Linked DNA regions of Homo sapiens: regions 2 and 3 are each linked to region 1. Evidence: chromatin contacts called from ENCODE Hi-C or POLR2A ChIA-PET data. All regions are on one chromosome and are shown on one strand. The core of a region is the stretch at or near the end of the contact, and the rest is flanking DNA. Distances in the headings are between cores, read along the strand shown. Region 1 overlaps SRCIN1 (SRC kinase signaling inhibitor 1). Region 2 holds the start of PIP4K2B (phosphatidylinositol-5-phosphate 4-kinase type 2 beta). Region 3 holds the start of SOCS7 (suppressor of cytokine signaling 7).

Evidence for each region. A loop is a pair of places that touch in the nucleus more often than their neighbours do. ChIA-PET counts read pairs that join two places held with the same protein, here RNA polymerase II (POLR2A). Pooled maps may share reads with other maps.
Region 2: a loop to region 1 is called in a map of naive thymus-derived CD4-positive, alpha-beta T cell, with 11 times the contacts of the local background. The contact joins the promoter of PIP4K2B here to the enhancer-like site in region 1. A Hi-C loop is called at or near these places in 1 of 168 maps with a recorded cell type or tissue (naive thymus-derived CD4-positive, alpha-beta T cell) and 7 of 50 pooled maps. POLR2A ChIA-PET finds 5 or more read pairs at or near these places in 2 of 52 experiments (H1 and naive thymus-derived CD8-positive, alpha-beta T cell).
Region 3: a map of CD8-positive, alpha-beta T cell shows a loop between it and region 1 (2.6-fold over the local background). The contact joins the promoter of SOCS7 here to the enhancer-like site in region 1. A Hi-C loop is called at or near these places in 4 of 168 maps with a recorded cell type or tissue (CD4-positive, alpha-beta T cell, CD4-positive, alpha-beta memory T cell, CD8-positive, alpha-beta T cell and 1 more) and 8 of 50 pooled maps. POLR2A ChIA-PET finds 5 or more read pairs at or near these places in 3 of 52 experiments (Caco-2, Panc1 and activated T-cell).

The regions. Positions count from the first base shown.
Region 1 is chr17:38,556,626-38,559,780 of GRCh38, forward strand. SRCIN1 (SRC kinase signaling inhibitor 1) reads right to left here. Exons shown (of 19, transcript NM_025248.3): 10 at 2,960-3,147; 11 at 1,602-1,777. Among named protein-coding and RNA genes, the nearest start is that of SRCIN1, 48 kb to the right of the region's middle. Within about 2 kb of position 1,631, at least 19 of the 41 ENCODE cell types and tissues checked have a DNase peak (open chromatin) inside an H3K27ac peak, as active enhancers do; they include CD8-positive, alpha-beta T cell and mammary epithelial cell, where a contact is called at or near this core.
Region 2 is chr17:38,798,102-38,801,256 of GRCh38, forward strand. PIP4K2B (phosphatidylinositol-5-phosphate 4-kinase type 2 beta) reads right to left here and starts at 1,455. Exons shown (of 10, transcript NM_003559.5): 1 at 1,165-1,455. The coding sequence starts at 1,323. It overlaps CWC25 (CWC25 spliceosome associated protein), which reads right to left. Exons shown (of 10, transcript NM_017748.5): 10 at 2,340-3,155. RefSeq lists an enhancer at 632-1,450.
Region 3 is chr17:38,350,127-38,353,281 of GRCh38, forward strand. SOCS7 (suppressor of cytokine signaling 7) reads left to right here and starts at 1,718. Exons shown (of 10, transcript NM_014598.4): 1 at 1,718-2,906. The coding sequence starts at 1,927. LOC124903991 (a long non-coding RNA gene) reads right to left here and starts at 870. Exons shown (of 2, transcript XR_007065738.1): 1 at 792-870; 2 at 333-599.

The sequences.
Region 1 (3,155 bases), core at 381-2,880:
CCTTCATGGCCAGGTTGGAGCCCAGTATCTGCCCAACCCAGAAGAAGCAGGAGTCCCCTTTCAGGAGGATGGAGAATCCTGCCAGAAACAGTAATGCAGGTCCCAAGCTCTCTGAGTAATGGGTTTGATAATGGGGCAGGGGTTGGGGAGTCTGTGTTCCTGGAGAACCAAGGCCTTCAGGGAGCCAAGGACCAAACACTTATAATGACGGTAGCATAAATCTCTCCTTTCGTATCTTCTGGCTCTGTGCTTTTAGATCTCCTTTAATTTTCCTTTAATGTCTCGGTAAAGTTGCTTTTGAAAATTCCAACCCCCCTCCTCTGGGCTGAATGAAAAGGGACAAGGAAAGGATAGAAAATCTGGAGAAATGGAATTCCCTGGGTGAGGAGAGATGACACCTGCCAGTCTGCTTGGAGATCTGGCTGGAGTCCTCACTAAGTTATCACACCTAGAGTGATGGGGTGGCCCCTTACCCTATTTCAGCCACATGGTGTCATGGGAATTGTTGCCTTGGGCCTTGCTAAAATGCACATGTACCACCAGGCTATGTGGGCCTCAGGCTGAGGAGCAGCAACCCATCTCAAGGAGCCCGTCGCAAGAGGCTCATTTATGACTTAGTGAGGAAGCTGGGCTCCAAGGAGCAGCCTCTCCTGGCTCCCGGAGTCACTGGCCAGTACAACTCAACCCCTTGTTGAAAAGAGAGGTGAAAAACTTAATGCTGGGTACAGATGAGGACACTGGGGCACAGAGAGGGGCAGGAACTGCCCTGATCACTCAGCCTCTCAGTGCTGGCACTGGACTCCAGGTCCCCTAGTGCCCTGTGTCACCAAGAGAGGGCCCAAAGGAAGGAGCAGGGCCTCTGTCTCAGATCCTTATCACTGGCGAGGGAAAGCAGGGTGGGTGCTCACTCCCTGAATGGACACTGAAAGGCAGCGTCTCCCTTCAAAGGTGCCAGACAATGGAATGGTTGGCCAGACAGCCATTTGCTAAATTTGGATCAGAAGACTGTCTTCTGTTAACCCCTCCATGCCTAAGCATGCGGAGGCACAGTGTTCGCGATTCCTCCTTCCTTCTGAAAACACTACAGCCCTGTTCCAGCTGCACTAGGAAGGAAGGTGGGTTTTCCTTGGCTATATCTGGACTCAGAGATCAGGGAATCGGATCTCCAATGATGGCTGGTCAGCGCCAGGCTGGAGCAGTGACGGCACCTGAACGCTGCACCTGAACTCACTACCCAAGGGTCACTTTGCACGGGTCACAGGCCAAAATGAAAGTAGGCAGAGGGCAGAGGGAAATCAGGCAGCTGGCCACATGACAGTGAAGCTGCAGGCCACAGGAAGCCTGAGTGTGGATCATTATGAAGCAAGACCATAGCAAAAGCAGGCATCAAGCCAGAAAAAAGAAATCAGGAATAATGCCAGCCGGTCAAAAGTTTGTGGGTCACAGTGAAATCAGGCCAGAGGAGAATGAAATCAGGCTTCAGAACAGACCAACGCCACCTGTGACTCAGAGGGAAGGGAGCTGCGCCTCCCAGGGAAACCAGGTTGCGGGTCACTCCAGCCGCACCCCCACCCCTCCCTCCGCCGCGGGCCCAGCCTCACTTGAGCTGCTGGGTAATAAGCTCCTCGTCGTTGAGATAGCGCAGCCGTTCCTCTTCCACCAGGGTGCGCTGCCGCTGCAGCGGGTCCTCCTGCCGCCGCGCCGCCTCCGACACGCGCATGCTCAGCTCTGCCTCCGTGCGCTTCAGCAGCGCGCGCACCGACTCCTGGTTCTGTAGCTGCGGGACGCACGGACGGATGGACCCGGGTGGGGGGAGCGGAGCCGCGAGGCAGGGGAAGGGCCGGGAGAAGGCGGGTAGAGGACTGCCCAATCCAGGGCGGGGCTCTGCAGAAGAAGCGGCTGCTTGGCTCCGCCTCAGGCAGCAGCGAAGGGGTGGGATGGCGAAGGGCAGGGGCGGGATGGCGAAGGGCAGGGGCAGAGGGCTAAGTTCTGGGGAAGAACAGAGGCAGGAGGAGAACGGATGGGGATCGTGGAGAGGGGAGCGTTAAAATGGGCCATGCAAAGGGGGAGCTGCATGGCTGTGGCCGCGAGCAGGGGTGGTATTGCAGGGGGAGGAGGGCAAGGTTAAGTTCTGGGGAATATGAGGCAGGAGAAGGGGTTGGGAATATTTGCGGGACAGGGTGTAGCCCTATGTAGGTCCCTGCCGACAGTGCGGCCGCATGGCTATGGCTTCCATCATCCCGGAATGGGGACGGGACTGGAATGAAGGACTCAAGCGCTGGCATTTGATAGAGCTTCTATGGCTGGGACAGGAAGACTAAGTTGATGATCGATCCAACCCTGTTCCAAGCCTGAATGGCGGGGGTGGGCAAGATCTTACCCGTTGCCCAGATGGCAATTCTCTGCCCCCTCCCCAGCCTGTCTCTGCTAATTATCCTCACCTGACGGCCCCTGGGCCTGCTTGAGGAGCGGACTCGGCGATGCCAAGCTCCTGACAGGTGGGACCATCTGCCAAGCAGGGCCGGGGAGACTGTTGGGGCTCAGGAGGGAGGAGCTGAGAGGACTTGGGGGAAGGGCTCTCGCTGACTCAGGGAAAGGGATGCAGGGCAGGAAGGAACTGGAACTGCCCCGAGGGATACTGACGACGGAGGGGCTCAGTGGGTGACTGGGGCTCCAGGAGGGCGATGGGGACTCAGGGAAGGAGAAGGAGGGCTCAATGAGGGGGTCACGGGCGAGGGATAAGGCCTTGGTGAGGAAGTGGAGGTTCAGCGAGGGAGCGGAAGCTCAAGAAAGGGGAAGGGGAGAAAGGGTTCGGAGAGAGGCCAGTGAGCGGCGAAGGACTCGGGCGTGGAAGCTCTGGGAAAAGGATGAGGTAGTAGGGGATGGGGCGGGACTTGCGGCAAGGGACTTCTACCAGTAGGTGGGCGTTGGTGGGGCGGGGCCCAGGACGGGGCGGTACCTGGAGCTTGCGCAACTGCTGGAGCTGGCCGCGCAAGTCACTGGCGCTGTTCTGCAGGCCTCGCAGGTGAAGCTGCATCTGCAGCCGGCTAACGGCGGTAGGCTGACCTGCGGGGGTGCTGCTGGCCGAGGGCGGGGGCGGGCCGGACACCGGGGTGGCCCCGCTGCTCCGGCCGCCTGACCCACAGGCTGCAGAG
Region 2 (3,155 bases), core at 205-2,704, 240 kb after region 1:
GCAATGCAAAGTCTTGCTGGCCCTCTTTGTCATCGCTTGGTCTTGTGAGCAATTTCAAGCACTCACAAGTGAACCTAAAGAACTGAAATCCACAGGAAACCCAAGCTTGATCCTCCTTATTCCAAAATTCTAGTTAGTGAAGTTGGTGTTTCGGGTCCTTTTACTTCCTCTGCTCATTCCTAGTGTGGGGATTCATAAAGAAATGGTCAGAAGGCAAAGAGCAAGTGGTTGGAAGAGGGAGAATAAAGACCCTGAACAAACACCACATAAACAGTCTTCCAGCTTAAACTGTCAGGATCCAACTTCCTGGCAGGGGCTGTTGAACAATCTCAAAGCACCCTAAGGACCCAGGGGACCTATCTCTCCTATCTAGGACCATAATCACTATGCATCATCACAACATTGCAGCCACACAACAGATAAGTCAACATCTTTAAAATGATCACCTTCAAAAACTATGGGAAGACATATTATTTCTACTATGAATAGTCCCTCCTTATAACCAGGCATCCTCTTCTCTCAAATGGTTAATAGCCATTCTTTCTTCTCCCTAACCCAGAGAGACCCAGGTGAAGTGTCTGGTTCAAGGAAGCCTGTGCTTCTCCAGTTGATACATCTTGTTCAAGAGGGAAAAAAAAGGAAACCCAGGGTGGAGTTCTACATTCAAAGGTAAGGAGGCCTGGAGGATGGAAGAATTTGAGCAGCCACAACAACCAAACGATCAGAAAGAGAGGACTATTTGGGCAGACCACTGCTACTTGACAGAGCTGGCAGCCGGCTGTAAGGAACAAGGGGGAATATACACCCTCACAAACAGGATGAGGGGGGAGGAGGAGAAGCAGGGATGAAAGCGACTCCACTGCACTGAGGCCTTGCCTTTGCGCTCCATGGGCTGCCCCAAGCGAGCACGCCACACGCAGGAAGCCAGAAGGGCTGGAGGGAAGGGGAGGTGGCGACGGCAGACCACAGAGACACCAGGCCTCGCGTGGCGTGCGGGGAGTGCACACGGGGCCGAAAGGCGTGCAAGGGTGGGGTGGGCGTGCAAGTGGCTTGGCGAGGGGTGGCAGGCGTCACCGGCAGGGCCTGCGGGGCAAGGGCCCAGGGCTGCAGGGGGCGTGGGAGCGCGCGGGGCCGCGCTCAGAGGGGCGCGCAGGAGCTGGTTACCGTGTGGTTCACCCCCCACATCAGGACGCTGAGGATCGGCTCGCTGGCCCGGAATAGCTTCACTTTCTGGCACACGAAATGCTTCTTCTTGGTCTTGGTCTTGCTGGCGCTGAGCGGCGCCACCGCCACCGCCGTGGTGCTGGTGCAGTTGGACGACATGCCCGGGGCGGCGGCGGCGGCGGCGAAAGAGGGGGGCGGCGGAGACAGCGCACAAGCCAGCGGCCTCAGGCCTCCCCCGGACCGATCCCCACCCCCGCTCCCTCACCGCGCCATGGTCGCGCCCGTCCCGTTACCTCCCACCCCGCCCCGGTGGTTCCGTCCGCCCCACGCCCCGCCCTCCCGCCCCGCCCCGGGGAGCCCGCCGGCCCGCTCCGCACCCCGCCCCCGGGCGGTGCAGCCGCCCTGCAGTCCCCTGGCCCCGTCCTCCCCGTCCGCGTGGTACGGCCCGTCCCGGGGAGGCAGCGGCCGCCCCGCCCGCCCCTCCTCCCCGGGCCTGACAGAAACCCGCCTGGCCTCCGAACGCCTCGGGGCCCCGTGCCGGAGCCGGAAGGGGAGGAGGGCTGGGCAGGCGTCGCTGTGGACCGCGGGAGGGGCTCCCCGCCCGGGCCCCCCAACGCCAGGGTTTGGCTCTTTCCCGCAACCCGAATGCCAAGATGGCGGCGATGCCACCGCTCCGGAAGGGAAGGAGGGACGGGAATGCGAGGAGGGCGGGACGTACCATGCCCACCCCGGGGGAGAGGAGGGACGCAGCAAGGGGAAGAGAAAGTCCAGCCTAGAAAGCCAAGGAACGCCCCCTCGCTCCACCTAAGCGTGGATCTGCCCACTCTGCTGGGCCCCGGGCGCGCTCCACCCGCGGGGCACGCCCCTTGCCCCCAGGGCCAATGAGAGAAGCAGGCCAGGAACACTGGTTTTTATGAATGGGCCCCGCGCCCACCCACCTGCTGCCTGTTCTCCCCGCAAAGGGTCAGAGCTCAGAGGCCGCCAGCACCTTCAGACACCTATCCCACTAATCGTCTTACTCTGGCTCATTTCGTAAAATCTTTGAGTAAACTGCCCCACGCTTTGTTACATAATTCTCAGATGAGGGATCTCCATATATTCGACACAAATTACAGGTCAACGTTGTTCTTTCTGCATGGAAATTCGTAAACACGGTACTCCACAGGTGGTCGCTCTTTAAACAGTTACAAAAATAAATGTGGCCTTTATTACCAATTATAAAATAAACATAATTAACCCCGGCATAATGAAGTGATTAAATGAATAAAAACGTATGTTACATTCTCTAGGGAAAGATCGGGTTTCAAGCATTACAGTGCCTGGCATCATAAGTGTTCAAAAACAGAAATCCAAATACATTTTAAGCAGAATTAGGAATTAGCAGAACAAGGAAATCGCCCAGCTAATGTGCGGGTCAAGAGGGCCTAGGAGTTCACTGGTCAAATGAGGGCTTCTGGTGAAAGAATAGAGAAGGGAAAAGGAGTAAAGACAGGAGAGTGGCCCCTCGAGGGTTTTGTTTTGTTGCTGTTGTTTTTTGAGACGGAATCTCGCTCTGTCACCCAGGCTGGAGTGCGGTGGCACAATCTCGGCTCACTGCAAGCTCCGCCTCCTGGGTTCACGCCATTCTCCTGCCTCAGCCTCCCGAGTAGCTGGGACTACAGGCGCCCGCCACCACGCCCGGCTAATTTTTTGTATTTTTTTAGTAGAGACGGGGTTTCACCGTGTTCGCCAGGATGGTCTCGATCTCCTGACCTCGTGATCCGCCCACCTCAGCCTCCCAAAGTGCTGAGATTACAGGTGTGAGCCACCGCGCCCAGCCTGTTTTTTGTTTTTTTTTTAGTACCTGACTGAAAGAGACTAGCAAACAACTCCTGAAAATCTGTAATTGTAGTAAGGTTACTACACGGTAAGAAGTGAAGCCGCAAAATAAAAACTTCCATTTTATTTTCCTTTAGGAGCCATGGAGCATATTGGCAATTTGGTTCTGACTC
Region 3 (3,155 bases), core at 468-2,967, 210 kb before region 1:
ATTGCAAATTACACCTGCGCAAGTAAGTGCAACAAAGGAATGATCTCAGAGCCTGGGGAGGAGGAAGGGCCCAGGCAGGGAGATTTCCCTAAGGTAGTGAGGAGTGAGTTCAATCTGAAGGATGAGTAGGAGTTTACTAAGCAAAAAGAGAAAAGTCTTGCAAGAAAAGGGAATAGCTTTTCTTGCCCACATGTATGGGAGCCTGCCGCAAGGTTGATGGGAATGCAGGGAACAGAGAACAAGGTGGAGCTTAGCAGGGGATGTGGCTAGAGAGGCAGGGGTTAGATCACACAGGGGTCAGATCACAAGATCACACATTAGCCTAAGAACAATGGGAAGCCATGAACAATTTTAATCACAGGCTATGAACACATTTCCATTCTGAAAAGGTCCCTCTGGTTGCAGGACTCAACCCTCCACCCTCTTCCCCTCAATGCACCCTCAGGTATTAGAAGTCACTGAGTTCTGCAGCTGATCCTTCCTCCTTTTCCCTTGCATCTCTCAATATCTCCCACTGGGACTATTTCAATGGGCTCCCTGCCTCCAGTCTCACCTCCTCCACACAAAAAGCTTGATCTTATTTGATCCTCACAACATGCCTGCAAGCAAGCAAAATTGCAATCCTTATCCCTGTGTAAAGATAAGAAGGCCGGGCGTGGGCGCGGTGGCTCACGCCTGTAATCCCAGCATTTTGGGAGGCCAAGGCGGGTGGATCACCTGAGGTCAGGAGTTCAAAACTGGCCTGGCCAACATGGTGAAACCCTGTCTCTACTAAGAATACAAAAAATTACCTGGAGCGAGGCAGGAGAATTGCTTGAACCCGGGAGGCAGAGGTTGCAGTGAGCCAAGATAGCGCCATTGCACTCCAGCCTGGGCAATAGAGAAAGATTCCATCTCAACAACAGCAAAAACTTAATGTGTTGTCTGTAGCCGTTACATTATGAATAGCACAAAAATTGAGTAAATATTCTTCCAGTATTTGAAACCGTTTTCTGACTCAGCAAAGAAGTTGCTCCCATCATTGACAATCCAATTAAGTTTTGTCTTTTTCAGTTTTATCAACCAACATTCACCTTTACAATTACACTCCTAGGTCAACTGCAATCACAGTTTGGCTACCCATATAAGAGTTTGGCAAAAATCAATGAAAGCATTCTGTGAGAAAGAGTTATATGGAATTTGCCAATTTACTATTAATTGTAAATTGTGAACTACACATCCTTTATGTCAGTAAAACTTAACGACAAATTTTTGTACCTATATATGTGCATACATTCCCGTTCTCCCCCCAGAGAGCTGGTTGTTACACATTTATCAGTACAGCACTGGGTCTAGAACACGATTCATGTACTGATTCCACAAACATTCACTGGGTGCCAGGCGGACGGAGATACAGATTAATGATGAAATGACTCAGCCAAGGTCACACATCGCAAGCGGCGTAGATGGCAGAACCATATGTGCTCCCAAGGCCAGCGGCGCGCTCCCAGGACCAGACCATGGTTTCCAAGGCCTCTCCACTCTACCGAATGGGATGGCCTGGGCCTGGGCGCCCAGGAAGTGAAAAGCAAGGACCGGGAAAAGAGACCAACGCCAGCCAACAGACAGCTCACCGCCAATAGGGGCCGGGGGCGCGCGCGGCGTCACTCGCCGTGGAGGCCAGCGCGAGCACGCCCTGGGGAAAGTGGCGTGGCTAAGCCCTTCCGGAAGTGACGTCGGCTTGGGGGCGGTGCTCGGCGGTGGCGGAGCGCGGCCTGGGCTCGCGCTGGGCTCCGCGCGCCCCCCGCCCCCCTCTATGAGGCAGAGGCCGCGGCGGCCGTTAGCGCTGTCGCTCCGGGGGCCGCGGCGGGCGGGGCTCCGGCGGGGCCCGGCCTAGTCCCCACCCCAGCCCGGCTCCCAGCCGCCCGCCCTCCCTCCCTCTCCCCGATGCAGGAGGCCGAGCTCCGGGATGGCGAGGCGGCGGCGGCGGCCGCTTCGTACCGCGTCCTGAGCCGCCTCCTTGGCTATGGAGAGGCGGCCCCCGAGCCAGGCCCTCCGCCACCGCCCCCGGGCCATGGCCCCCCGCCGCCACCCTTCCTCGCGCGGCCCGGCCCGCGGGGCTCCCGGCCGCCGCAGCTGATGGTGTTCCGCAACGTGGGTCGGCCGCCGGAGGAGGAGGACGTGGAGGCGGCCCCGGAGCCGGGACCCTCGGAACTGCTGTGTCCCCGGCACCGCTGTGCCCTGGACCCCAAGGCCCTGCCGCCGGGCTTGGCGCTCGAGCGGACCTGGGGCCCGGCGGCTGGACTAGAGGCGCAGTTGGCGGCTCTGGGGCTCGGGCAGCCGGCGGGGCCGGGGGTCAAGACAGTCGGTGGGGGTTGCTGCCCGTGTCCGTGTCCTCCTCAGCCGCCCCCTCCGCAGCCCCAGCCGCCTGCTGCCGCCCCGCAGGCCGGGGAGGACCCCACGGAAACGAGCGACGCGCTGCTGGTCCTGGAGGGCTTGGAATCGGAGGCCGAGAGCCTGGAGACTAACAGCTGCTCGGAAGAGGAGCTCAGCAGCCCGGGTCGCGGAGGAGGAGGGGGCGGCCGGCTTCTGCTGCAGCCCCCAGGCCCTGAATTACCTCCGGTGCCCTTCCCGCTGCAGGACTTGGTCCCTCTGGGGCGCCTGAGTAGAGGGGAGCAGCAGCAGCAGCAGCAGCAGCAACCTCCCCCGCCCCCGCCTCCTCCCGGGCCCCTCCGGCCACTCGCGGGTCCTTCTCGGAAGGGCTCCTTCAAAATCCGCCTCAGTCGCCTCTTTCGCACCAAGAGCTGCAACGGTGGCTCCGGCGGTGGGGATGGGACCGGCAAGAGGCCTTCTGGAGAGCTGGCTGCTTCAGCTGCGAGCCTGACAGACATGGGAGGCTCTGCGGGCCGGGAGCTGGACGCGGGGAGGTGAGACCGGCCGGGGGCTGGCCGACAAACTTCCTTTTCTTGTTTGGTTTCCCTTTTTATCTATTGCTATCGCGATCCTGACAGTTCTTAAGATAGGGTCTTCAGGAGGAGGCAGAGACTTGGGACCAAAGGTGGTAACATCTCGCATAAGGTCAGCGCTAATTGTGGAAACAGCTTTCACTCTTAAAGAGTGCACACTCCGTGACACTTCTCAGCTGGTTTGCATCTGTCTTGTTGGAAGATGGTTTC